2 separate regions of the Homo sapiens genome follow, and region 2 is linked to region 1. The links are chromatin loops, found by intact Hi-C in ENCODE. Cell type or tissue: B cell. All regions are shown on one strand.

Region 1 (5,000 bases):
TACCCATCAAGAAATATTTATTAATCATCTCCTATCTGTCATGCTGTGTTCCAGCACTGGATTGGAGATACAGCTGTGAACAGAAAGAACAAAAGTCCCTGCTCTGTTGGACTCATGCTGTAGCAGGAAGGAAGCACCACCCGCTACCCACTGCCTCCCAGCCCTCAGCCCCAACTCAAGCTTCCAGTCTGGAGAAGAGACATGGGCACTGAAGGCCGCCTTGCAGGAGAGACTGGCTGTACTACTGGGGTAAAACTGAATTCCTGTAATAGAGAATCCAAAACCCAGATACACATGAGAGGTTTATAACCTCCTCCATAGCAGCTTGAGTCTAGGGTAGTGAGCAGCTCTCCTCCAAAGGTGACGTGGAGACCCTGGCTCCCTCCATCTTGTTCCTCCATCATTCCCCTAGGGTGAAGGACAGCCCCACTCTCCTACAGGGTCAGGACTGAAGTGGCCTCCATCACTTCCTTTCACTTGCCATTGGAGCGAGCTTGGCAAGGGAGGCTGGGAAGCACGGTGCATCTGGGCAGCCATGAGCGCCTGGCCTGCAGTTCCATCAGCATGAGGAAGGGAGGATGAATCTGCGTTGTCAACTAGCAATCTACTCCACTGTGAGCCTTGATTCACCAAGCAATCAACTCTTGGAGGACGAGAATCTCATCTACTATGCCCATCCCCACACCTGGCACAACCCTGGGCACACAAAATACCTCTTGGTTCAAAAGCTGTTTGAGAAATAGGAAGTTGATATGATCAGTTATCTATTGATGTGTACTAAGTGAAGTGGCTTAAAACAAGAACCATTTTATTTACTCCCAATTCTGTGGTCAGTGATCTGGACTGGGCTCTTCCTGGGGTCATTCATGTGGCTGCAGCCAGTGGCTTGACTGGGGCAGGATGGTTGATGTGAACTCACTCACATGTCTGGAGGTTGGTGCTGGCTGTTGGCTGGACTTTGATCCAGCAGGATAGCTTGGCCCTTTCACATGGCAGTCTCAGGGCAGCAAGAAAGTGAAAACAGAAGTTGCACAACATCATTGCGGGTGTATTCTCTTGGTCAAAGCCAGCGCAGATTCAAGAGGTAGGGAAATAGACGCCATCTCTTGGTGGGAGAAGCTGCAAAGGATTTGTGGCCATTTGAAATCTACCAGGCTGTTCTGCAGAGCAAACCACTACAAAAACTTAGTGGCTTAAAACAATGGCAACATTTCTTTTGCTCAGGATTCTTCAATTTGGGCAGGATTTGGTGGGGGAAAGATCTCTCTACTCTGCCCAGCATCATCTGGGCTGGCTGAAAGGATGGGGGCTGAAATGATCTCAAACTCGCTATTCACATATCTGGAGGCTGATGCTGGTTATGGGCTGAGACTTTGGGCTTTGTCTAAAACATGTGGTGTCTCCATACAGCCTGTGCTTTCTCCCAGCATGGTGACTGGGCTCTCCTGAAAGACAGACAGACAAACAGACAGACCCAGGCAGAGCTATGTGCCTTTTATGGCCTAGCTTCTAAAGTCGTGCAGTGTCACTTCTGCAAAAGCGTTCTATTGATGGAGGCAGTCACAAATCAGCCCCATTTCAAGAGGAGAGAAAACAGATGTACCTTTTGATGAGGAGTTGCCAGGTCATGGAAGAGCTAACATAGGACCAGAAATATTTCTGAGGTCCATATTGAAAAGTACAATCTACCTACCGTGCATTCATTGATTCTTCATTCATCCATTTATCAGGCTCCCATGGTGCACTCGCTGTGTGCCAGGCACACAGTAGGGACCATTCTCACAGACTCTCTGCTTCCCAAAGACACTGAGCCACCATGCTACCCCAAGGGTGGGAAACTGACAGCCTTTCTTTGGCAGGCAGGACCACTGCTAGGAGGTCCGTGTCTTCTCCACTGCTCCCCACACTGCTAGCATCTGATGAGGCCCCAAGGCAGAGGCCAATACGAATGACCATCATGCCCAAGAACAAAAAGTGAGAGCACATTTCGGCAAGCAGGATTCTAGTCAGGAACCAAGAAGGATTTTCCTAAGCAAACATTTGTTCTGAGGGGCATGCTCTCACTTGCTCTTGTCACTGTCCTCCCTTCCTGGGCTCAGTCAGGGAGAGGGGACATGAGGGGGCAGGTAGTCAAAGTGGACAGTGACTGACCTAAAAACATAATGTCACTGGTGCTTTTTGCATTTCAGTTTGGATGTATGTCTGGGCAGAGCAGGTGCTCACAAAGTTTGTTGGATTCGAATATCTAGACTTTCCTTATCCTCCCCCTAGACCATGAGGAACCTGAAGGCTGGGATCCTGGCATCTAACCCAGTGCTTTCAACATAGTATGTATTCAATATGTTTATTGAATGAATGAATGAATGGTGTGAATGAGAAAAATTAATAAGACTGCCAATTGCCCTCCTCCCCCAACCAATACCTGTTTCTCACCTTCTTTTATAGCAAAACAAAAATAATTTATAGCTGGACAGACAGCACCCTAGAATAGAATATGCATTTCCCAGCCTCCTTTGCAGCTAGGAGTGGCCATATAACTAAGTTTTGGTCAATGAGATGTGGGCGATGTGTGGGATATTTAACTTCCGCATCATATTTTTACAAAAGAACCAGGCCCTCCCTTTACCTTTCCTCCTTCCCTCCAGTTGAAATGTGACATGGTGGTAAAACATCCTGGACCATATGGACAAGAGAACACCCCAGGGATGTTGGGGCAACTAACTAGAAGTGTCCTGGGTCCCTGAGATCTTGGAGCTGACATCCCAGCCCTTGACTACTTACAGCCAGACTGTTACATAAGAGAGAACTACATTTATATTTAATTTAGCCACCGCTCTTTGGAGATCTCTGTTAGAGCATCTGAACCTCTATCCTAATCAGTACAACAAGAAGGTGAATACATGTGTGAGTGAATTCATGAGTAAGTGAATGGCCAATTAAGTGAATGTCTAAATTTTTGCTGTTATAGTGATAGCAAAAGACCACAATACTTCATTTATAAAGCTTTAACTGTATGACATTTGTGTACTCAACAGGAAGTGTGGAGGGGGGTGGTTTCAGGGTTGGTTTGACAGCAAATCACTCATCAAGAACCCCAGGCTCATTCCACCTTTTTGCTTCACCGTCTTCACAGTGTTGATTTTTATTCTGGAGCTTGATGCATCATGGTCACAGGTCGGCTAGCACTGTTCCAGGCATGACAATGTCACACAGTCATGCCCATTGGGCAGGAAGCTGGGGGAGGGCCAGAGGGACAAGATAGGATTATCCTCCCGAGTCTCCTCATTGGTGCAACCAACAGTGGCTGCCACAGTGACTGAGTGAGTGAATGAATGAACAAACCCCATGTAGGAAAAAATGCAACTACGTTCTCCCCAGCCCCGGTAGGAAGGAGAACTCCCAGAATTAGGTTCCAGGAAGGGAAAAGCAGACAGTGGAGAGAAAGGTGGTGCCCCTGGGGTGTAGAGGCAGGAAGGAGGCCAGAGCTTCTGGAGTCAGGATGAGGGACGGATCCAGGGTGCACAGGGCACCTGGGAGAAGGGCTGGGGTAACTCATGGGACAAAATAAGAGACAGAAATCTACCACGGCTTGAGGAAGATGCAGTTTCTGGAAAAAGGAACAGGACTCAGACAAGCCTAAGAACCTGGACAAAGCCTATGGGGACAGACAAAGGTGCTGTGTCCCACATGCAGGCAGCGACCCTGGGATTAAATGTGTGTTGCAGAAATCCATCTTTGCTAACCAAGAGATACAGACAAAACAAAACAAAACAAAACAAAAACAAAAAACAAAAACAAACAAACGAAAACCTGTTTGGGGCTATTGGTTCCTTATGCCTGATCTGATCCTTTACCCTAATAGCAAATAAAACACAGAACACTGGAAGTCAGGACTTTGAAGGCCCTATGGAAATAATTCAATCCTAACTCCTCCCATTTTGCAGGTGGCAAGATTGAGGCCCACAGATGAGAAGAAAATCCACGGCAGAGCTCGGACCAGAACCCAGACCCCAAGATCCCAGTCTCACCTCTCCCACTGGCATTACACCATTTCTCAAGACAGAGTCATAGCTTCATTGAGTGACTCAAGGGCAACACCCTGGGGTTTCTCAGTGCATTCTGGAACATTGAGGGGTGCAGAGCAGAGCTCCTGCCTCTGTTCTTCTGTGGCCTTTCCCCCAACATGGCCCAGGATACAGAGGGCTGGGAGGGGATAGTCCTCACTGCTTACTGGCTGACAGTGAGTAAGCAAGCCTGGCAAAGTGCTGAGCTCCTGGTCACTGGCAGAATTCAAGCAAGGCTGGAAGGGTATTATAAGGAGGAATCCGGCCGGCCATTGGAGGGGGTGACTACAGCTTCCCTCCACTCCTTATTACCTTGGCAGCATCTCGAAACTGATTGGATTCTCACCAGCCAGGAAAGGCCAGACCCTGCTCAGGTCTGAGGGCCACAGACTTCAGTCATCTCTGCCAGCCCTGAAGCCTGTTCCCATGGAGACAGGTGAGTGAGAGAGACAAGAAGAAAGATGTGTGGAAACCTCCAAAGCTGTGGCCCTGTGCCAGACAGGCCCTGGGGGCAAGGTGTGGCCAAGGCTGACAGAAGAGGGGTAACAACTTCCTCAGAGTCGGGCCTGCTCACCAAAGGATGGGGATCTGGACCCCACCTCCCTCCAGTCCAGAGGCCAGAAGTCACCCGGATGCCGCACACTCCCCAACCCCTCCAATGCCACTTCCACTGGAGCCCCCAGGGGAGTCCTGTCCTGAAGGAGGGTAGCGGCAGGGAGAGATTGGCCCATCCAGAACCTTCTCTGCTCTTCAAGTTTTAGACAAAAGCAAACAAACAAAAAACCCTCAAATTCCCACCCTAGGGAGAGTGGAAGTGGGACTTTCCGTCCCCCACCCCCGATCCTGTCCTTATCTCTGGACTCAGGATGAAGGGAGTGAAGGGACAGAATCCGCCCTTTGCCAACCTCCACCCTCACTCCTCCCTCCAGGACAGGG
Region 2 (5,000 bases), 58 kb after region 1:
TTCCTCCAGGCCAGGCCTTGGCTTCTACCCAGGAGACCACAGGAAAATTAGCTCTGAGGTTAAAGAACCAGGGAGCAGAAATGTAAGGAGGACCTCATTCGCTTTATGGCCCCTCCATCCACTGACCTCCAGCAGCCAACTTTCACTGCCCCCCAGTACCCCCAAGGGTTGGGAGCCACTCCTCACCCCCTACACTTGTATTAGTGGGAACACGTTGTCTCCCGTTAACCAAGTATCAGCCAGAAATCTGGGAGTCATCCATGACTTTTCTCCTCCTCCCACACCCCACACCCAATTCACCAGCAAGCTCTGTCGGCTTGACCTTCAGAACCAATCAGGAATCTGCCCCCTGCGATGCCACCCTAGTCTTAGCCCCCACTCCCGAGGCCTGCCTGGCTTGTGACAGCAGCCTCCTGATAGGTCTTCCCTGCTTCCTCCCTTGCCTGCTGTAGTCTGTTCTCCACCAGCAGGCAGAGGATCTCATCTCTCCTCTGCTCTCCCTGTCATGACTCCCATCCTACTTGGGGTCAAAGCCAATGCGTTTTCAACAGCCTGCCATGCCCTCTGCCATCGGCTCCCAGCCCCACTTCCCATTCTACTGCCCTCCCCACTCCAGCCACATTGCCCTCTTTGTCAGTCTTCAAGCAGGCCTGGCCCCTTCCCACCTCAGGGCCTTTGCACTTACAGCCCCACCCCCTCCCCACTGCTTGGATTGCTCTTCTCCAGCTCTCCAGAGCCTGCTCCATCCCTTCCTTCAGCTGTCTTCTGAGAGGCCTTCCCTGAACACCCTGTTTAAGACAGCCCGCCCGCCCCCACCTCCATCACGCTCAATCCCTTTCCCTGCTATGCATGTTCGTAACACTCATCAAATCAACACCCTGCATATTAAATAGTCACTTGTTTATTCTCTTTCTGTATCCTTTTCAAAAGGCGAGCACCCCTGGGAGCAAAAGCACATTAAATCCCTTAAAGGGATGAACAATCTTTTTTTTCAAGCATCAATTCAGGAAACATAAAGTTTAGGAGCATATTTTCTTTAGCATCAGGTATATTTATAAATTGAGAAATGCAATACCTGCCCTCCTGCTTAAGTAGTCTCTTATTTTTTCTCCATCACTGAAGGGTTTCCTCTCCTTTTTTGGCTAAAATTTTAGAAACCACATAAGTGGCAGGCTCCATAGGATCTGATTATAATGCTGAGCCTCTGAAACAACTTTTAAATGACTTGAAATCGAGTAGGTGGGGGGAGAAAAAAGAAGGACTCAGGGATGGAGAAGGACAACTGGACCAGAGTTCAATCACGGCCAGGGACAGAAAAGCCCCTATCAGGAGATAGCTGGGGGCTGTGGATGCGGGAGGAGGGAGGCTGCCCCTTGGGAGGAAAATGGGGTCTGGAATGGACAGTGGGTGGGTGGCAGTAAAGGGCTTGTGCAAAACACCTGTCTCCAAGCCCTGTACAGTAGCTAGAAGGGAAGATTCTTGCTATAAACTTCCCCAAAAGGAAAATGGGAGGAGGACTGGAATTCTTCTACCCTTCCTCCTGGGCCAGGGTCTCAGTCTTGTTCCCTCTCTCTCCCGATATTGTGACACGTGCCTGTACACAGAGCCTCCCATGCCGCCTCCCTGGTGGCAGCCTCTGTGCCTCAGCCAGTGACAGCGGCAGCTTCCTGAGCCAGGCCTCGGTGATGGAATCACTCACTTAGCAAACCCTCCTCCGAACAGTGGTGGTCATTGCCTCCCACATGCCAGGCACATGGCTTCCCACACATTCCTCATTTCCCCTTTACCACAGCCCTCTGAGGAAGGTACCAGTATTAGCCCTGTCTTGTGCATGGGGTAACTGAGGCACAGTGCGACACCTGCCCATCATCACATGGTTAGTGAGCGGCCGAGCAGACCTCCACCCCAGGTCTGTTTCAGAAGCCTCTGCTCCTATCCTTCAGGCCACACTGCCTCCCTACGCTCCCACCTGAGCGAGAGATGGTTATTCATCGACTTCATTATATTTAGTTACTTGATTCTGAAATTAGATCTCGATGGTGTCATGGAGCCTGGCAAGTCATGTGTGACAGCTGACCTCAGAGCTGCTAGTTACTGACACCTCAGTGTGAAGAACTTCTCTGGTTACTCCCCTCCCGGGGGCGGGGGTGGGGCGCTGACACACCAGGGAAGGCAAAGGTGGGGATGGAAGGTGAGCTGTGCGGGATCACTTGCCTGACCCTTCCCAGAATCCTCCTCTCCAGCTGCCATGGCACCACCTCTGTGGAGGCCTGTGCCCTGATGGGGAGGGCAAGGTGGGGCCAAAAGAAGCAATCGGGGAGAAAGGAAGCCAGCCTGCTCAGAGGCATCAGCCCTGTGACCCTCAGCCACTAGGGCTACCCTTAGAAGGGAGAAGCACCTCCCAAGAGGAAGTGAGAAGGGCTGAGCAGAGATGCATGAAGGAGGTGACAGAGGTATGCAAAGGATGGGAGGAGCACCAGTGAGGAAACTGAGGCACATGAAGACGACCGGACCCTGCAAGGACTAGACACCTGGCAGCACTAGTCCAGTGCCCGGCAAACAGCAGGTACTTAATACGACCAGAGTTGTAGTTAGTGCAGGTGCTCAAAAGATTGCCTGGTTAGGACACCACAGAGCCCCAGTTTGCTCAGGCTGGGAAGTAAGCATGAGCACTGGATCGGAAGGCCGTGCTGGGGCTCTCCACACTGCACCAGCGCTTTTCAAAGGTGCCAACTCCCCTCTGGGCCTCAGCAGCCCCCCTGCCACTTGGCCCAGCTGGGGCCACTGTCTCCATGCACCCAGCCCAGCCCAGATCTGGCACGGGCGCAGCGGGTGAGCGCACGCCTGGCGCAGGCCCCAGTGCCTGGGAGAGAGGCTCCGAGCAGGCGGCTTTGTGTTTTGTGAAAACCAAATCCACAACTGAGCTCTCCAGCTGAGCAGGGCCTGCTGGGAAGGCTGGCAGACCTCCCTCCCTGTCCCCTACTGGGGCCCACCCTTCCTCCTCAGCCCCCCCCCCCCAGGAAACCTGGGCAGGACCAGCTGCCAACCCGGCTGGCATGGGGGGTTAAGGGGGATGGGTCTGGGCCCAGCTCTGGCAGTGCCTGGGTCCTACCCTGACCCCCTTCCTGCCTGAGTAAATTGGAATACAAATCAGAGGGAAACACTTTCCTCTGTTTGAACAAATTGCTACGGATTCCTCCCTGTCTCAGGTCAGGGCTCACGATGGGGGATATTTTCACTCGCGGACTGCTAATAGACTCAGGAGAAGCTGCTAGATCAATCGAGGCCAGGAAAATTAGCCAGGAGCTCCAGGCCAGCCTCGGCCTGCCCCTGCCCCCCCTCTTCAGGTCTCCTAGGAAGGGTGGTGGGGGCCATACCCAGGCTGGACATAAGTCCCTGACTGATGACCCAGGGTGCTGGATGCCCGTGCCCACCCCCTGCCTTGGAACCAAGAAAAAGGTGACCAGAGGCCATCTGGAGGGGCAGCGAGATAAAGGTGGACCCAGAGAAGCCCCTAAAGAGGTCTGTAGGACCCCCTACCACACATATACATAGTTCCCTGCACATACATATTATCGTGTGCAACATCATCACCCATATACACACCTACAGCACACACATGCCAGTGTATATTACATGCACAAAAAATACAAATAATGTGCACTTGCACGAGGCAGAGAGAACTGGAGGAACATGTTACAGCTTCTGTTGAGGTACCAAGTGAGAGCAGTTTATCTCATACCAGTGGTCCCTATACACAGATACACACACACACACTGATCTCCAACAGAAGAGGAGGAGGGGACAATGAGGGCATGAAGCCCACCCTCACCCCAGCCAGGCTTTGCAGCCCCTGCTCCCTCAAGTCTCCAGAAAGGAGGGAGTGAACCAGACAAGGGTGTCAGTGCTTTGGGCACATTGGGGCATCCCTCAGTAGCAAGCTCCTCCTAGTATCCCTTGAGGCCACTTTGCCAGCAGGCACAGTAAAGGAGGTGCATGGCTTGATCAAAAAGAAAGCTACTCATGTCCCCTGCTTACTACCCTTGCCCACATCACACACACACACACCCCTCTGCAAATGAGAATCTAGATCTGGCTTGGAAGATGGATGTGGAAGAGAGAGTAATCACTGGCAGATACAGCAGGGCCACCAGCTTGGTGAGACCCTTCACCTCTGGCCGTTGGTTTCTGCCTCTAAAAACTGAGCAGGTAGGCTGGGCGCAGTGGCTTATGCCTGTAATCCCAGCACTTTGGGAGGCCGAGGTGGGCAGATCACCTGAGGTCAGGAGTGCAAGACCAGCCTGGCCAACATAGCGAAACCCGGTCTCTACTAGAAATACAAAATTAGCTGGGCGTGGTGGCGGGTGCCTGTAATCCCAGCTACTCGGGAGGTTGAGGAGGGAGAATCCCTTGAACCCAAGAGGTAGAGATTGCAGTGAGCCAAGATTGTACCATTGCACTCCAGCCTGGGTGACAGAGAGAGACTCTGCCTCAAAAAACAAGCAAACAAACAAACAAAAAACTGAACAGGTAGAAACAGGCAACCTCTAAGCCCTTTACCTTTGACCTTCCATGATTCCAGGCTGATCCCCCTCTCTGCTGTGTGGCCTGAGAACTTCTCTTGTTTTCTCTGGGCTACAGATTTCTCTCCTGACAAATGATTAGATTTGCCCTAAGATTCCCGCTGGCTCTGTCACTTTATAAGTCTGTGATTCTAGATCATCTCTGTCTTGTTCTCTGCTGTATCCTCAGCACCTAGAACAGAGTCTGGCACACTGCGGGGGGTTCAATAAATACTGAATTAGTTAATTAATCTCAGGTCCCAGTTATTAGTGAAGAGAGAGAGAGAAATATACAACAGGGTAGAAGTGCTGCTCTGAGCCGGACTCATGAGGCTCAGGTATATTCAGGGGTGCAGGCCACTCTGGTCATAGCCCATGGCTTGGCTCCTGGGCAGGGAAGTAGACAGAATGCAGTCGACCTTATTACCCTCTAACCCC

Evidence for each region. A loop is a pair of places that touch in the nucleus more often than their neighbours do. Peaks named below come from ENCODE experiments on the same cell type or tissue, not always from the same donor. Only the 100,000 strongest peaks of a DNase experiment are listed, where the experiment ranks them.
Region 2: it touches region 1 in a loop (2.2-fold over the local background); 5 of 110 quality-filtered maps call a loop at or near these places.

Annotation. Positions count from the first base shown.
Region 1 is chr6:37,619,732-37,624,731 of GRCh38, forward strand. No RefSeq gene overlaps it. Among named protein-coding and RNA genes, the nearest start is that of MIR4462, 67 kb to the left of the region's middle. In B cell, no CTCF peak of the experiment used is centred here; DNase peaks (open chromatin) are centred at 3,060 and 4,520; H3K4me3 peaks cover 598 bases; H3K27me3 peaks cover 662 bases.
Region 2 is chr6:37,677,991-37,682,990 of GRCh38, forward strand. All of the region lies in intron 1 of MDGA1 (MAM domain containing glycosylphosphatidylinositol anchor 1), which reads right to left. Among named protein-coding and RNA genes, the nearest start is that of MDGA1, 17 kb to the right of the region's middle. In B cell, no CTCF peak of the experiment used is centred here; DNase peaks (open chromatin) are centred at 2,111 and 2,251; H3K4me3 peaks cover 589 bases; H3K27ac peaks cover 1,012 bases.